Regions from separate parts of the Homo sapiens genome. Here region 1 is linked to region 2. Evidence: chromatin loops called from intact Hi-C (ENCODE). Cell type or tissue: HepG2. All regions are shown on one strand. Links, peaks and the distances in the headings refer to the core of each region. The heading gives the core; the rest is flanking DNA. Region 1 overlaps WWOX (WW domain containing oxidoreductase). Region 2 overlaps WWOX (WW domain containing oxidoreductase).

What was found. Hi-C counts contacts between places; a loop is a spot of excess contacts. Peaks named below come from ENCODE experiments on the same cell type or tissue, not always from the same donor. Only the 100,000 strongest peaks of a DNase experiment are listed, where the experiment ranks them.
Region 1: it touches region 2 in a loop (3-fold over the local background); 1 of 110 quality-filtered maps calls a loop at or near these places.

The regions. Positions count from the first base shown.
Region 1 is chr16:78,282,696-78,287,091 of GRCh38, forward strand. All of the region lies in intron 5 of WWOX (WW domain containing oxidoreductase), which reads left to right. Among named protein-coding and RNA genes, the nearest start is that of WWOX-AS1, 43 kb to the left of the region's middle. In HepG2, for the core only: no CTCF peak of the experiment used is centred there; a DNase peak (open chromatin) is centred at 2,386.
Region 2 is chr16:78,483,712-78,488,107 of GRCh38, forward strand. The region is part of intron 8 of WWOX (WW domain containing oxidoreductase); the gene reads left to right. WWOX-AS2 (WWOX antisense RNA 2) reads right to left here. Exons shown (of 2, transcript XR_007065129.1): 2 at 1-4,396. Among named protein-coding and RNA genes, the nearest start is that of WWOX-AS2, 14 kb to the right of the region's middle. In HepG2, for the core only: no CTCF peak of the experiment used is centred there; DNase peaks (open chromatin) are centred at 1,980 and 2,410; H3K4me3 peaks cover 790 bases.

The DNA of each region.
Region 1 (4,396 bases), core at 99-4,098, 200 kb before region 2:
GTGAGACCCCATGTCTACTAAAAATACAAAAAATTAGCCGGGAGTGGTGGTGTTCGCCTGTAGTCCCAGTTACTCAGGAGGCTGAGCCAGGAGAATCGCTTGAACCTCGGAGGTGGAGGTTGCAGTGAGCCGAGATCGTGCCGTTGCACTCCAGCCTGAGTGACAAGAGCAACACTCCATCTCAAAAAAAAAAAAAAAAAAAAAAGGACAGGGAAAATGTCCAGGAAGGATGTGGCTTAGCTGAAGATCAGCTTCAGCTTGATCCCACGGGAAGCTCTGGAGGGTGAATTGTACAGCAGAGTTGGTCCTGACTGAGACCAGGGCCTGGCTGACCTATGGCAGTCAGCGATGAGCCAGTGTCTGCTGGGGAAGAGGGCGGCGTGGACATAGCCTCTCAAGTGGGGCAGGAAGGGGTAGCTGTGAGATACTAGCTAATTCTTACAGCTTCTGGGTTCACCAGCCCGGCAGGAGAATCTGGGTTGAGGAGGCAACATGACAACGTGCCTACCTTCACCAGAGAGACTGCTGTCAAAAATCACTCCATCCATGCAAGGAGGAACGATGCAGACACAGAAATTCTCTGCTGTGAGGGCCAGCACTGTAGTATTTACTGACCTGCTCCCCACTCCACACCTCCAAGTGCAGGTGTACAGACTGACATCAAACCTTTCATCCCGCCCTCGGCCTCATACCTGCTTTCCACTCTGTGACCTATTTACTTCGATGGAGTCATTTTCAAATAACTTTTGTTTAGTGAAACTCAAGGCTTTTCAGGATGCTGTGCTAATGTCTTCCTTTTTTAATTGAGTAAATATATTATACACAGCTGGGTAGGTTGTTTCCTTGCTGGCCTTACTGCTACAATTTGAAAACGGATACAGTTTTCTTTAACTCACATAGGATGAATGTGGCATTTATTCCTGGTTTCCTGTGGCTCTCCTCCTTTAGAAAACGTATTTACATGGACGTTTTTGAAGCACTTCTTAAGACATCGAAAAATTAAAAAAGAAAAAAAAAAAGAAGAAAAATCTCTTTTCCCTCCCCCAAACAATGGTTACATAGTGACAACAGTGGGTTGAGCTAAATTCAGCTACGTCAAGGAAGAGCAATAAAAGGAGATGGATTGTTCTCTAAGCTTCACTTTATTGGATATTGTAATTGACATATAGTTGTCATTTATAATCATCTGTCCATTCCTGTGAGGTGGGAGCAGTAAAGTTAATTGTGGCAGCTCATTTGCATTAATCTCACCTCTGAAGGGTACAGTAACCCATTAATATCACGTCATGATGAATTATCACAAATAACATTGAACATATTGATTAATGATCTCTGAGATTTGTATCTCGTTAAAACATTTTGTTAGCTCTTTAAACTTTTAAGCCAACAACCATTGCGTGTAGGAGGGGTTTAGAGATCATCTGAGAGGTGGTGGTGGGTGGTGGTGTACTTTGTAGGGTCACTGGTTTAAGGGGTTGGACAACCCGTTCCCATCTGATTTTCCTCTTCTTCGGGAGCCAAGTACTTTTTGTTGGTAACTTCCGTCTACTTTTTGCAGGATAGTGGTTTCTTCAAAACAGTGGCTTCTTTGATTGTAAGGTGGCTCCGATTCTCAAATGGAATGATTTTCTTAAGATTTTTAAAAATTACCCCTTCAACACCTTAAGTGCTGGCTTTCTGAACCTCTTGCCCACCTAGGCATGCCTGCTACTTTGAAGTGGCAAGAGTTATCTTTGTCTATTACATCAGCATTCCTAAACTTACATGTTAACATAAACATGGAGCTCAGAGGAAATGTGTTGTTTGAGATGAACCATCGTTTCAAATGTCACTTACTTCTTGTTTTATAAAGTATCATTACTCTTTTCTTGGACACAGTCTCATCTTTGAGGTGTTTGCAGATTTTATCTCCTGTGGACATTTCTACAAAATCAATCAACAAACTTGAGCAGAGAAATCATCATACTAGCCACACACACTCTGCAGGCATTAATAAAATAATAGTAAATTCTCTTTAACCAAGTCCTTTGCAGAATTTCCTGGTAGAAGTTTAAATGCAATAGATGCAGTAAAGAAAAGGGTTGGCTTAAGAGTTGACTTACAAAGCTTGGTCCTAACAGCTTTTTCCTTTATCTGTTTCAAGAGTCATACGATATTTGATCTTTCAAACTTACGTATTTCTTCCATTATGTTTAGTATTAGTTTCGTTTTCTCAAGATACATATTTAACAACTAGCAAAATGTTGGAAGCGGTCTCCTCTGCTGTCTATTTAGGGAAAATGGAACTGATCTTTCTGAAATAGGCATGCATGTAATGATGATGTCATTAATGCTTGGCTAGCTGGTGGACTTAAACCCAGAGGGCACTTCTGAAAAGGGGCAAAGTGCATCTGCTTCTGCTTTGTTTATAGACTGTCAGCCTTGGATCTGTCACTCCCTCAGAAGGGAAGGATTGAGGCCAGGCAAGGTGGCTCACATCTATAATCCCAGAACTTTGGGAGGCGAGGTGGGAGGATCACTTGAGGCCAGGAGTTCGAGACTACCCTGGGCAACACAGTGAGACCCTGTCTCTACTAAAAAAAGAGAAAACAAAATTAACCGGGCTGGGTGGCACCCACCTGTAGTCCTTTGGAGGACTACTTGGGAGGCTGAGGCAGGAGGATCACTTGAGCCCAGAAGTTCAACATTATAGTGAGCCACTGTACTCCAGCTGGGTAACAGAGTGAGACCCTGTCTCTGAAAAATAAAAACTAAAAAAAAAATTAAGTTAGAAGGGAGGGATTACGACCCTCATGTGTATCAAGAAACAAGCTCCATGAAGCCCCATAGGATGGCTCAGCACCAGAACGAGGTCTGACTGTTAAGCAAAGTCAAGTGCATGATGGCTGAACATTGCTGGGGGAAGATTTTGCAATTATGCATTGTTTGTGCCTTTAGCCAGTAGGTAAGGACAGTGGTACCATTCTGACGGACTCTCGGATGCTTGGTTTTATGGAGGGATCTTAAAACAGTAATCGGCCCATATGTGCAGCAACCTTTGCGCCTAAATAGCTGAGGACAAAGTAGGTTGCTTACTTCAAGAGCCCTTCCCTTTCTCTTCTTTGTCAGGCCTGTAATGTTCCTCACCCACTGAGTATTTAATATCTGTGTTTTCACATCAAAGAACAAGCTTTCTGTCTCCCAGGATAGTATCTTGTAAAGCCAGCCTCTTTATTACTTCACCAGTTTTAAGGCTTTATTACTTGCGACCTAAAGCCTGCTAGTGAATTATGCATGTTAGAACTCACAGCACCGTCTCTGCCCACTCTTTTGCCACCTTTTTGGGGGTCCAAAAAGTACAAGGCGAGATCGACGTGTGTTCATTCCCATCCATGGTATTAATCCTTATTCATTTAAAAAAATCTGCTAACGGAAATATTTCCATTCAGCTCATTAATCAATTGTGATTTTCATTCCCTTGTTTTGTAAAAGCTGTTGCAATAAATACTTTTTTCACAAGGCGAAAATCCAAGAGATGGATGCAGCCAGCGTAATTAATTGCACCCAGTTACAGGAGATCAGCAAGTTTGTGAGATTCACATGCTGCTGTACCATATGGTTGCCCAGTGGGCGAAAAATTTGATTAATGTTTTGAAGTAGATTTTTTTCAGCAAATATTGCAGCCCCAGATGAGGTGGGGGTTGTCCCCCCCTTTTACTTTCTAGTATTGTTAGACTTAGCTGAAGGAAACAATCCTCTGATTTAAAGCTTAATAATACTGTGATTCAGTGAAAACTTAACATGCGATAAAAATTACATTTCTCTCATCTCTTGTGGATACAGAAAAATAATACATGATGTCTTCGTTTGTAATTAAGGAAAATGTGATCGTTGGATTCTAAAACTTGATTCTTGATTTTTTTTTTCCCCTAAGAAATGGAACTGTGGTTTTCACTGATGCACTTTTGGTATGATTTATAAGTAGTATATTTGGGCAGACTCTTCATACTCAAAGCAGTAAAAAATAAAATAAAATAAAATACAATGAATCCACAAACAGCTTCTTCTTCATTATGTACCCTATACCTATTAGAGCATCATAAAATATAACTATATGAGTATCATAGAAAAGTTAAAGCTGTCTCTACTCTGTTATGCTAAGATATATTAGTTTCATAACCACTCAATATATTCATAGTTAATTTATCCTTTATTTTAAAAAAATGTCCTGCAGATTTTAAAATCAATTTTATAGTTTCTTTTCTGTTTTTAGTTAGAAAGTTCATTTTATCTTAGCAGCTCCTTGTCATACTGGGCACCCATTCTCTTAGGATGCTGCCCTTCTGACTTTTTTCTCCAATACCTGGGAGGGAATTAGCCATTTGGTAATACAACGGGACAAGCTTATGGTAGGTCT
Region 2 (4,396 bases), core at 263-4,262:
TAATTCTTTTTTTCAAATGCAGCATCGCTTGAAGCTGTGATAAAATATCACACCTTTGGAAATCAAGGCTCTTCTTGTTTATTTATTTAACTCACATTAATTAGCCTTAATTTAAAAAAAATGAGAAGAGCCAGCATCATGATGCAAGCATTGACTTTGCTCACAAAAACATCTTGTGGTCAACAGTGGGGCTTAGGGGGCAGGTTTTGTGGCTGTGACAGAACACGTGGCCCCTAGTGTGTCTGTTGAAAGATGGGCCCCTTTCAGGAAAATGGCTTACCTTACTTTTTAGACATAATTTTTGTTTTCTGTTAAAGGGTCAGTTATAGATAAGTATGCTCCCTTGCAATGAAATGAACCCACTTTATCAATTTTGAAGGAATCAAAATTAACTTGAATACATTGTCTTTTTGCATATGTATGTAGTGCTTTGTATAAACATATGAATTTGTAGGAGCTGCTCTTAATGATTATTACTGCATAGGCTGGAATAGAAGCAAAATTTGCAGTAATACTTTTGTACCTTTCTCTTTAGGCCTTGGCATATATTAAAGTACTATACATTTGTCTTAAAAATTGAAATTGTAGATTATTTTCATCTAAGACCCTTTTGTTCACAGATTTTTTTTTCCAAGTATACCTATTCCCCAGAGTTTACTTACAGTTTGCTATTGATCCAGCAGCTGGTATTTGAATTGGTCGATATACTCTGTAACTTGTTTAAGATACCCTACCTGAGCTATTAGTTTAAATAATGTATTCATAAATTGATTAATCATTACAGTAAGACTTATTAGCTGCATTTATATCTGCGTGTTATCCACAATTGACTTATAGTCTAATAATCACGTATACTTAAGCAGAAGTTGGGTTTTACGTTACAATTTAATAATTATCAAGGTGGCAAACGGTAGTATTTGTGTGTAGAAGTTGAGTGGATGTGGGGCTTTAAAGGCAGGAGTCTCTAAGCAGGTTGCTAATTTTACTTTTCCTAGATAAAATAATTCTCTCTCCCAAAATGAAATACAGGAAGTGGACCAAATTGTGTCAGCCTGAAAGAAGTGATTGAGTTTGCGGAAGCTGTCCTGAAGTCGAGGTTCTGGAAGATGGGTGGGGTGGGGGGAAGCGAATGTGAAGTGCCATTGCATTTGTCTCCATTTCTGTCCCAGTTACATCAAGGCTGGGAGGAGGTCTTTCCACTGGTTTTCCGGGCTGTTTGTGTACTACACAGCCTGTGTACCTGGCAAGGCACGCTCTGCTCTGCCCTGCCTTCTGATGAGCTGACTAACACCTTATAGATGAGGTTCCCTTAGAACCAAAGATGCCCCATGAAACTCCCTAGGATGAATGTTGGAAGTCCTTCCAACTGGGATTCCCAGCCGGAAAGGAAACAGTTCATCTGACTACAGGGTTTAGGTTTACATGTACTTTAAAAAAAAAAATTAATAAAGTTTATTTTTACAGTAATTTTAAGTTCACAGCAAAACTGAGTGGGAAGTGTAGAGTTTCATATACTCCCTGTCCTCACACATGCACAGCCTCCTCCAGCTATGCACATTTTCAATGAAACTACATGTTCATTGAAAATGATCTTTTGGGTGGTTGATGTTCGATTTTGGCTCTGTGTTGGGCCTGCCCAGTGAGGTCCTTTTGACTCCCTAAGGAACCCTGTTTTGGGTTTCTTTTGAGGTTGAAGATATTTCAGACTCTTTCCCCCTCAACTTCCATAGGAACCAAACTCTCTTTCTTCCTCCCGTTTGGTTGGAAAGTTATTTTGCCTCACTGCGTGATTTTTCTACTGCACCAACTCCCCTTTCAAACGTTATTCCACAACATACTAAATTAATGTATACTGTGTTCTTTGGGTAATGGGGAGGGGAGCCTGTCTCACAGCACGCATTTGTTCAGCTCTGTGTTGAAAGAGCACTGCCCGCCGCGTGAAGGACATCTGCTCACAAGTGAGCAATTGTGCTTCTGATTTGGGGCAGCACCTTTGCTTGAACGCTGGCTCCAGATGAAAGAACAGATTGCCGCGGAGCCGCTTTTCCAAGGATCCCTCTCCCCAGCATGGGGCTTCATACATTATTGAGAGCAAACCTACTTTCCACCGCCACTCCTGGATGCACTTATTTTGCGAGCCTTATTCAGAATGTCAGCATGGATCACTTGGCGACAAAGGCCTAAAGGGCAAGCCAGGAAGCTTCCATGGATACGTTATTTATGGTGTTTAATTATTATTGTACAGATTTATTAAATGACTCTGTTACCTAGGAGTCCATGTAGTTGCTGAAAAGAGTTTGCTAACTTTGAATCGTAGATGTTTTATCTGAAAACAAAATTTCCTTGTGAATGCTGTTACCATATTCCTGGTGTCTATGTGAGGGGGTGTGTGGTGGTATGCCGGTAAGTGTTGAACAACCTGCTCTGTTGGCGGGAACTAGGGGAAACAAACCCTGTTTTGTAGTATTTGCTGATTACTGTGGTGTAAATACTCACACCTTGGCTGATTTCAAGTTGCAGCTTGGAACTTGGAGTTAGAAAGAGATGTGTAGTCCCATACCATTTTATGTATGTAAAGTATTTGCACTATGCCGACTAATAGACATAAATAACCTCATGAGCATAGATAATAGTCACATCTACTAAGATTATTCAGAAGTATTGAGCTTTGAGTATGTTTTACCTTTTTAATATAGCTTATTGAATCATACATTTATCTACTTTAATACTTAATAATGAGTGTGCCCAACAACTAGGTCTTAAAGTTCCTGATAGTTTAGCAGTGTGCTCTCTTAAGCCAGTCGGACCTGGTTGTTGTACACTACTGGGTGTGTTTAATTGACTTCCAGTTTTGTTTTGTTTTGTTTTGTTTTGTTTTGTTTTGAAACAGTCTCACTCTGTCGCCCAGGCTGGAGTGTAGTGGTGTGATCTCCGCTCACTGCAGCCTCTGCCTCCTGGGTTTAAGGAATTCTCTGCCTTAGCCTCCCGCGTAGCTGGGATTACAGGTGCATGCCACCATGCCCAGCTGATTTTTGTATTTTCAGTTGAGATAAGGGTTTACTGTCTTGGCCAGGCTGGTCTTGAACTCCTGACTTCGTGATCCACTCGCCTCGGCCTCCCAAAGTGCTGGGATTACAGGCATGAGCCACCGCCCCCGACCATTGTCTGTCAGGTTTAAATTGCACCTTGGGTTCGGGTGAAGTTGATGATCTATTCCTAATGCAGGCTCATTCCTAACAGGGCATCCCTGCACAATTTTCCGCTGGGGTGTGATGAGCTGCTTCGCATCCTGCTAAGTGTCCTCGACAGCGAGCAGACACATGTACCCTGCTTGGTACATGCCAGATGATTCTGTTGTAGTGATATTAAGGACAACAGTATTTTGCCAGAAGCTATAACGAGATGATTCTATAACAACAGCATGGTGACATCAGACTATGTTTTGCAATTTTCTTTAATATTTATGCTGGATAAATAATTTATCTTTTTTCTCAGTTTTTTTTCCCTTTTCTTTTTTTTTCTCCCCATCTTGAACATGTTGCTGTAGACAGGTGCTAGGTTTCCCTGAATGACTAAAGCAGAGATTTGGTTATTTTCCTCCCAGAAAAAGTAGATGCATCAGCAGAGTTGAGCCCCTGGGCATTATTTCCCCAATTCCGTATCCCATCTACTAATACAAACTAATGAGATCTATTAAGGATGAGTCCACAAGTTTGAAGGGAGTCTCTTACTAATGTTCCGTCTTTGCATGGTGTTACAACAGCGGGACCATTTTACACTGAGGGTTTGCGAGAGGCATGGCTCCCCTGTTATGTATTTGGGACTTACTGCAGATGCTTCCTCTGGTTCAGGGTGTTGAGGCTTCGTGCTGTTAATATTGGAAGGTGGGTCATTTGTACTGGGCATCTGTCCTGTATCTTGGAGATGTTTAGTAACATCCCTGACCTCTAGCCATTAGATACCATCTCTCCCAGTAGGGATAATAAAAACATGTCTCCAGATGTTGGCAAATGTCTGGCCTTCTGGGGAGTAAAATGGCCCCTGGTTGGAAACTAGTGTTCCAGAGCTACATTCTTAGCTGCTTACTGCATCATTGTTTTTAGCCCTCCTTTTCTCTGGCTTCCAGGAACCACCAATCCCCCAACACTAGGATAGGGCATAAGGCAACCTTATGTCACCAAATTAATGTCCGCCTAGGCAAGCTGGACTGCAGAAAGAAAAGCAGTATTTCTACCCTAGGATCATTATCCCACCTTCCCCAAGCTTCGAAAGAGGTACAGGAGTCCTCAGAAATGGGGCTTCTAAAATAAGTGGAACTGGGACCTCTTCTCTCTCAGGCTGTTACTTGTTGTGGTTCCAGCCTATTTTCTGAGCTGTGGAGCAGGGAGGGATCTCA